Linked DNA regions of Homo sapiens: region 1 is linked to region 2. Evidence: chromatin contacts called from ENCODE Hi-C data. All regions are on one chromosome and are shown on one strand. The core of a region is the stretch at or near the end of the contact, and the rest is flanking DNA. Distances in the headings are between cores, read along the strand shown.

Region 1 (4,262 bases), core at 1,637-4,136, 2.1 Mb after region 2:
GAATAGGTATATTAACTCAGATAAAATAACTGAGTTCTACTTTTGATTCCAGTTATCCCTATCTATGCAATGTGTAAATGCTATTTCCATTTCTTCATTTGTGGAATGAAAAACATTTCACTGGAAAATTGTTTTTAAAAAAGTACTTGTAAAGTACATTGGAATCTTTAGGATACTTTGAACATGGTGCTTAAAGAATGTAAATGGTTAATGCTTGCTTTCATACCCATAGAGGAATATGGGAGTGGGAGTCACTTGAATATCAAAATGAAACTCTGTATCCATTTTTAAATACAGTATGCATTTGAGCAAAGCCCTTCTCCCTAACTGCTTATTTTAAATTGGCAGTTGCTCAGCCAACAGTCAGTAATCTCAGTTAGCAAGTGTTTGGCACGCCTGTTTTAACCTGCACAGGTTCAGTTCACACAAAGAAAGGGAGGGTTGGGTTATGTGATGCAAACACCACGTTAGCCTCATTAACATATTTTGAATAACTGTATTTGAATATTTGCCAGCTAAGCTAGGCCATCTGAAGGCCTGCCAAACAAAATGGGGGTTTCTGCGAGGAGTGCAGAGATTTGAGCTTGTAAACTTTTTACTTTTTCTTCTTGAGGGGAAAGATTTTAGATGATGCTATTTAGAATACTTTCCATACCCTCTCAAAAGAACAACCTTTTTTGTGTGTGTTTTAATTCTGCAGAAATTTTGGACTTTCTCTTTCTACCACCTTTTTATATATCTTTAAAAGAGGTACCTTAGGACATGTCTCTGAAATACCTTTAGGTAATCTATCCTGGGTGGGTTTGAGTTTCTACTCAGCCTGTTTTTTTGTCTTTGCAGAATTTAGTCCTGAAGCTCTTTCTGTGAGTCTAGCTGGAGAACCTCTTCTGCAAACTTAATGTGTGAATACCAGTGGTTGGAACAGAACAGATAGGATAAACTAGGGTATCTGTAAACTCCTACCTAGTGGATGCCCAGATCATAAAGATGCCAGCCTGGTTCAACTCTATATAGTATAGACATTGTTTTTACAAGCCTTCAGTTTTGTGGCCTGACATCTGTATCTGTTCAGAAATACTTTTTTGACTTTGACACCTGTCTGGCTGAAACCACAACTTTGGACTCTAAAACTGGGCAAGGGAGGAGTCCATTGGAACCAGGGGTTATCAGATATTTTAATATACAGGGTTTTAAGGGTGAGAACATGAGGCAGCATACACTTAGCTCTCTAGTTTTCATTCTGGGGGACAGGTGAGGGGAGTATCAAAATCACCAGGGAACTCTTTGAAAATCATTCACCTTGATTATTTTTTTCCTGTTTACCTGTTGTGAAGGGTGGGTAGGGATGACAGTGTGATGAGGTGGCATTTGAATCTAGAATCTGCGGAAGCTGTGGGTGCTGACCACAGTGTGGTAGTTTCCATAGTTTGGGCCAATTTGCAACCTGTCTTGTACTTACCCTTTGGAATAGAAAGATACAGTCTCATGATGCCAACTCTCACCCCTCCTTAAGTGTGTATTTAGTAGTATTTCCAGGAAATGATTCCTTCTACCCTAAGGGCTTTTTCCTTTCCTTTATCTCTTCAAAGATGGTTCTTAAGACTTAGTTTTAAATCATATATATATATATATGAATTATCAGAAAGAGGGAAGAATAAATTTGAGCATTCCTATTTTTTTATACATGTTTTGTAAATCTCTCCTTTAGTGGAAGGGAAAGAGGATGCAACTATGCTGAGAAATGTGTCTGTTATATAAATTGCTATTTTAAAAAACCACTTTTAAAAACTAAGAACCTAGGAAAGAACTCCGGTACGTTAAACCAAGCCCTAAATTTTCAACAGACATTTTAATGATTATATATTTTATACGTTGTGTGTACGTGTGTGTATGCCTTAAAGTTTTTAGATTGAAGTTATTAAATTTCACCTGTCTTTTGTTGCTCTTAAATGATTTACATGTAATTTTGTCAGTGATTCTTACATGATCACCATCTACTCATAATTAATTGTATAGACACAATTTTAAGTTTCATAGCTTTTTTTCCAGTTGAATTGTAACAGCCTGTTTAAAAGACAAATTTATAGGCGATTGTAATCTTCATGAAGCAATGTGAGTTGATGAATACCTTTGAATGTTGTTTCGGTATTTTTCTTTTTTATTATAAAATGTTAAATATTTCATTTGTAGAGCTTCTCTCATGTCAATTTGTTGTATTTGACACAATAGGAATACTCATGCAGTGTTACCAGTTTCGTGATATGCGTTCAACATCTCTGAAGGTGGTGAATATAAAATCTGTTTTTCAAACAAGTACACACATGAAACTAAAACAATTTATTCAAGTCCTAAAACAACGTTAGTGAAACTTCAGTTCTGCCACTGTGCCCACATTTAAGCTGACAGCATGTGTGTGTGAGAAGAAGATACACATTACTGATAATCTCTTTAGAATGCATTAATATTTTCAGGCCCAAATATGAGTATTCAGTAGGTTCATCAGATTAAAAAAGCTAAATGAAATTTAAATATTGACTTGTATGTTTCCTTTAATTAATTTTGGTGACTTACTAATTGGTATTTGTGGGGATACGTAGAATTTTTTGAATTGGTGTTTGTATTCTCCATGTTTTAGTTATAAAGCACTATGAAGAGAAAGTGAATGAAGAGGCTGCCTTCAGGTGTAGTAAGGTTTAACTTCTATCCCGGTTCCAACTTGTCCTGCTGTCAGCTTGCTCCTTAGCTCCCTGGCTTATTTACATATTGTATAATCCAGACTGGCTTGTCCCGTTTGGTAGGTTGGTTATAAACTGCAGAGCTAAGTAAATGTGTGATAACATTTTAAATGGTATGAGAAGTTAAACAGTACTTAAGGAGTGATGTCGTAAAGAACCCCAGCTGTCAGGTGCCCCAGGGTTGGCCTCCTTTGGGGCCATTTCCGTTTTCTCTGAGTAACAGGAAATAAATGTGAAACTATAGTAAATTCTGGTCAGATGATGACCCCCTCATCCAGATGAGATGTAGCATGCTGGATCTGATACTGAAAATGTTTGATACTGAAAGTAGATTATTAACTATTTCCATTAATGAGTTTTGTACACAGGCAGAACAAATCAACAAAAAACCCACGGAAGCATTTTTATCTGTCTTTACCCAATATGAAAACAGTAAAGGCTAGACAAGTCCTGTTCTCCTCCTCCCTCGGTGTATAATGAGAGAACATTTCCATGTGCTTTGTGATGACCATTTCTAGTGGCTGCATGATACTGTGTCCAGTTGTAGGATTATTGGGTTTCCCAAAACATCACTGCTCTTCAGTGTTTAACATTATGAAAAGTTGTGCCTTATCCCCTGTGTGAGTGCTCTAAGCTCTCTGTAAGGCTGTGTGCCCTGGTCATTGTTGAGTATGTCCTTTTCATATTCATTTATAATCAGGCCAGCCAAAGATTGGAATCTAATGGTGGATGTCAAAGTCTTTCCTAGAGTACCTCTTCCTTCCCTACTGGGTCTCTCTGAGATTTTCAGGGGTTGCCAGTGGCAAAGGGTGTTTGTTAACCCCTAAAGTGATGGTGATGGTTTCTCCCTATTGTGTTATACTGTGCATTTGCTCCAATTTCAGGGTTCCTTGGTTCAAAGGAACGCTGGGGAACCCTAACTTTGAAGATCTCAATTTGACAGCAACCTGCCTTTTTCCATGAGTCACTGTTAGTTCAAAATACCCAAAAAGAGATTCTCATTTCTGTAGGTTGGGCAAGTTGCAGCCTGCTTGATTTTTTAGTGTCTTTGGTTTATAATGATTTTAGAGAGTAGAAGAGGAAATGGCTGTTTATTGTATGTTGCATAAAACTATATGGCCTTGTGCAAATGATCTAACTTTATATGAATCCTGGATTGAAGACAGATGTTTCTTTTGTATAAGTAGATTCACCACTCTGTGTCCTACTCTGAAATAATGAGGGGGAGAATAATCCCATATATATCACATCAATTTTAAAAAACCGGAATTCAAGAACTGGGAAATTTTTCAGTTTACATTCTCCTGATTCTGATTTTGTTTCTTACGTTATTTTTCTATTTTAAATTTGCTTTTATTATTTGAGATAAAAAATACTTTGTTTCCATTCTAAGTTTTGTTTTTTGAACTAAAGGTTAAAAAACCTGCATTCATGGAATTGTTGCCTTTTCAGTGGTTAACTGTTAGATTTTATAATCAGAAGATTGAGATCTTTAAAGGACAAAATGGAAAATAAAATTAGGTTTGG
Region 2 (4,802 bases), core at 1,275-3,774:
GCACATATTTACGTTTACTTAACATTGCCATGTGGTTCTCCAAAACAGGTTTAACATTTATACTCCCAGTAGAATTGCTTAAAATTTGTTTATCCGCCTTTCACCAATACTTTGATCTGCCAGGCTTTTACATTTTGGACAATCTTATGGGTGTCATTTATTCTGTATATAAATCTTTTGTCAGTTACATGGGTGTCAAAATTCATTCCCCTCATTTTCATTTGCCTTTTTACTTTATGTCTTTAATCATCCTGAAGTTTTTAAATTTTATTGAATTCATTGTTCATTAAATTTTTTGTTTTTTTGTGTGTGTCTTAATAAATCATTCTACTTTAATATCATAAAGGCATTCTCCTATGTTTTCTTAAAATAGTTTTATTTTTGCTTTGTATATTTAGGTCCTTCCACCTAGGACTTATTAAATATGTGCTGTTAATAGGGATCTAATTTTATCTTCCTCCATATGGATCGCCAATAGTCTTTGCCTCATTTATTGAATAATACCTGTCTTCTTACTGATGCTAATGCAACCCATACCATTTGCCAAATATCCAAATGTATGTGAGTCTGTATCTAGGCTTTCTATTCAGTTGCATTTGTCTATTTGCTGACACCTGAAACTATGCAATATTGTTTTAATTACTAGAGCTTTATAATAAATAAAAGTATCCTTCTGCTTGTATAACTAAAATGGTCTGGGCTTTTCAATCTTTAATTGTTCCTATGAATTTGAGAGAGCAATTAACCAAATTCCATTAAAAAAATCTATATGAGGATTTGATTTGAATTGCATTGAATTTATAGAATATTTCAGTTCCTTATAATTTTCATATCCCAAATTGCTTATTATAATTTTGTCGTTTTATATAATGTTTTAGATTTACCCTATATATTAAATAAATTGATTATTATTACTTTTTGTATTCCCTCCTGCCTTTTAAATTCCATTTTCATCTTGTGAAGACTGCCCTTTGAAATTCTTTCACTGAGTATCTGTGAATAGTAAAGGTTCTTTGTCTTTGTCAGAATATTTATTTTGCCATCACTCTTGGTAGTGAATACTGGCAGGCACTACCCAGATCCCTCTTCCTCAATGAAAGACTTATTTCCTGAGCTGCTGAGAGTGCAGCAAGCCAACACAATCCAGCTCTTGGCCATCTTCAGGAGTCCTTTAACCCAAGGTTGCACTCTTCTCCTTTGGCAGCGTTCATCCAGTGACTAAATGTCATAGGTGTATAAAGGTCCAGCCCAGTTCCCCTAACTCAAGACAACTCTGAAGGGATATCCCAGATTCAAAACGAGGCCTTCACTGAGACGTCACTGCAGGTCAACTCTTCCCTCTGCTCAATCCTGCTTCCATTTCTCCTGCAGATGTTGTTCCCCAAAGCATTCCCTAACATACTCATTATACTCTTCTCTGACTCAGAGTATGCTTCCTGGGGAAGCCAACCTAAAACAGTTGGTGTCAGGAGTGGTTCAAGTTAGGCTAAGATGGGATTTATGATTCGAATCACAGGCCATGTGACTATCAATGAGGACCCCCTCGGTGGTAGGTGTAGGACACACAGACCTCGGCACAAGGTAACAGTGCAATAGTTACAACTTTCATCAGTAATGAAACTGGGGTGGTATTCTAACGTAACTGGGGTGGTATTCTAATTTATATACGAGTAGGTAAAATGTATCAGGCATTTGAGAACTATGAGGGAAATAGTAACCTTAATGACAGTGGCATTGACTGTTATTGCTAAGTAAAATTGATTCTTTGAAAATAGCAAAAGGCTGAGATGGTTAATTGGCTATCAAAATCTAAGAGTAAATTCCAGAAGGCCTCTTTGGTCCAAATAAAGAGGCTTTTATCTCCTGCAGGGGGAGGGCAGGAAAAGCACAGGAATAGGCCTGGTACTGAATCCTAAGTGCGGCAGAGCTCCGAAAGAGATTAGGAAACCCAGCTTGGTCGGCTATGCAAAGGTGGAGGTGCTTGATCGGAAGGAGATTCTGATGCAGGGGGAGGATCATCAGGTTTCAGTTAAAAGCAGGCAGATTACACATTAGAGGTAGAGAATGTGGGATGATTTGTTCACAAAGGAATGGAATCCAGAGGGCATAACAGAAATAAGAGACAGGGGAGGCTGGTACGGAAGTTCATCAGGCAACTGAAGGCACAGTTTGCGCAGCAACCAAGAAAAGGTGGGATGTGAGGCACGCAAGATGTAGAGGTGGGGAAAGGTTTCCAACAGAATTCAACATGAATTTGCTGTTTGAGTCAATTGATCCAGTACCAAGTCTGTGAGTTCATTTTCCTCTTCCTTTTAGATTTCTCCTTTTTCTAAAAAAGTAAAACTGAGGGGGCCTTCCCCTGCTTTCCCTCCTTCTGCTTCCCTATTTTCCCTCGCATTCCCTTCCTTTTCTGCAGATCCTCTGCTTAGGAATGGGGCATTGGCCCCCGCAGGAGTGGGCGGGGAAGGGGCGGAGCGAACAGAGGTGGGCGGCTCCCGTCCTATGACGTCAGCCGTAAGGCGCTGCTGTCGTAAAAGGACGTCCGGTCCGTCTCCTAGTGTCCGGAATCGGCTGTCAGCCTCCCTGGCTGTTAGTACCTTCTTTCCCGGAGTCCTGGTCCACGAGTTGGATTTACTGCTGTCGCGGGTGGGCCTCACGCCATTCCCTGTCCCTCGGCCCCCTGAGTGAGTCCGGTCTCCCGGCGAAAGTGAGCGAGGTTTGCCCGGAGCGCGCACGAGGTAGGGTGTCCCGCGGGCGGGTGACGGTTGCGGGTCCCCGTTGCGGGTCCCCGAGCCGCCTGGCACCTCCGCCGCTTCTCCCCTGGACGCCCCTCCGCCCCACTGGGTCCTCCAGCTCCAGGCTGGACTCCTAAAGCCGCAGTGCCCCGTGCCTGTTTCCTCATTTGGTGACACACGCAGTGCATGCAAGAAGTTGGAGTGTTACCGGAAAAGGGCTTGAACCCGTATAAGGCTGAGAAGAAGATTCACTCTTTTGAGCGTGCAGAACAAACTGGAGGGAAAAAAAAATGAGATTTAACTTTATCAGAGGATTCAGAGGATATCTCTGAGGACGCAGAAAGTTAATCCGCATGATCACCTCGTGATTATTTTCTGAGGTTCTTTGGCCAGGGCAGCACGCCCTCTAGATTTTGTCATTTTACATATTGGAATGGTGCCTTAGTGGTCTGGGCGTTACGTTACCGAAATAACCACCTATTAAATCTGGCTATTTTTCAGTTGCTACCGTACTGCTTACCACCTGTTTTGTTTTTTTTTTAATTGAGCATTCAGTTCAGAAAACTTCAGTTTAGAAAAATCTTGTATTTCAACTAAATGATGAAAATTAAACATACTCTTAAACGTAAATTTGAACCCCGTTAAAATTACATGCTCACTGCGTGTAGAGGGAAGAGCATTTGTTAAAGTCAGAGCAACTAATACCTTAAATATCTTCAGAATGTTTTGACTTTGTAGTTAATAAATAGTGTTATTTGTTGACTGTTAGATGTTTTGTTTACATATTACATAGGAAAAATTAAACTTGTTATACTTAAGGTGTTGGCAGCGTCAGGTCATCTGAATATATAGCTCAAAAAAGTGATATAAACTGGCTAAATAATGCTCTTATTAATGATTTTTTTGTTTTTGCTAATGATACATGATTCATTTGTTTTAATGAGGTGCAGAATACTTTATCATTGGAGAAACTTTTTTCTTAGTGGGAAAAGAAGACTAGTTTGTCTTTTAGGGTAAATTTTTTTGACGTTTACATTTTTAGAATCGTTAGTGCCAATAAATGCGTTAAGGATCACCCGCTTCATTTGGAATAATATGTGCTTAACGTTTCATAAGGCTTAGAATGTGCTTAACTATCGAAAGGATAGAGTTTAACATTTAACAAGAAAAAGGACACTTTGTTATACTATTTCTTAGTTTATTAAAATAGTAAATGCAGTCAGTCAATTATATCTTTTCTGTTCTCTTGTGTCAAAATAGGGGAAAATGCCTAAAAAAAAGACTGGTGCGAGGAAGAAGGCTGAGAACCGCCGAGAACGTGAAAAACAACTAAGAGCATCAAGAAGCACTATAGATTTAGCTAAACATCCATGTAATGCCTCAATGGTATCAGCTTTTTTTGATATCAGTTGGTAGTTGGAAAAACTATATACTATTTTATCTGACGTATACCTGAATAAAATTTTAGTGAAGACAGTGTTTTTGCATATAGTTTGTTGCTGAATTTAGTATCTCTGGCACGTCTGTTGATTTCACTGAGTGGCAGTGATTGTTGTTGGATTTTATATTATTATAAAACCTAGCATATTACTTTACATACTGTTGGTGATAAAGGTAGATATTGGACAAGAATAGATAATAGAAACTTTCATCTTCCAGTTTCTTTAATGCCTTAGTCTTATTGGGTTTTCATCATATTTTCTTAGCAATTCTTTCATTTCTCTTTTCTGAACTTCCTACTTAACATCTGTTGGCTTCCCATTCTATTACCTTATCTACCTGTGCTAAGTGGGTTAGTCCTGATAATTTCTGGGCTGCTTTGAATGGTGGCTGCTTTTGAAATATGCTTTTTGAAATATGCGAAAAAGCAAACAATTAGGTCATCATTACCTCTTTCATTGACTGTAGAGTTATTCCGGTTCTCTCTATTTCCACTCCTTTCTTTGTTTTTCTTTTCCCACTGTTCCTATTTTTTCCTTCTCCTTTTGTCAAACATACATGAATTGTTTAATGTAGCTTAGTTTAGCAAACGTTTATTGTGCATCTACTCTGTGCCAGGTATTATTT

Evidence for each region. A loop is a pair of places that touch in the nucleus more often than their neighbours do. Pooled maps may share reads with other maps.
Region 1: a map of naive thymus-derived CD4-positive, alpha-beta T cell shows a loop between it and region 2 (7-fold over the local background). The contact joins the enhancer-like site here to the promoter of ZNF330 in region 2. A Hi-C loop is called at or near these places in 1 of 168 maps with a recorded cell type or tissue (naive thymus-derived CD4-positive, alpha-beta T cell), 1 of 37 single-sample maps with no recorded cell type and 8 of 50 pooled maps.

Annotation. Positions count from the first base shown.
Region 1 is chr4:143,356,250-143,360,511 of GRCh38, forward strand. The region is part of intron 1 of GAB1 (GRB2 associated binding protein 1); the gene reads left to right. Among named protein-coding and RNA genes, the nearest start is that of MIR3139, 15 kb to the left of the region's middle. Within about 2 kb of position 2,887, at least 24 of the 41 ENCODE cell types and tissues checked have a DNase peak (open chromatin) inside an H3K27ac peak, as active enhancers do.
Region 2 is chr4:141,218,371-141,223,172 of GRCh38, forward strand. ZNF330 (zinc finger protein 330) reads left to right here and starts at 2,525. Exons shown (of 10, transcript NM_014487.6): 1 at 2,525-2,738; 2 at 3,996-4,121. The coding sequence starts at 4,002. RefSeq lists enhancers at 2,310-2,816, 2,817-3,321.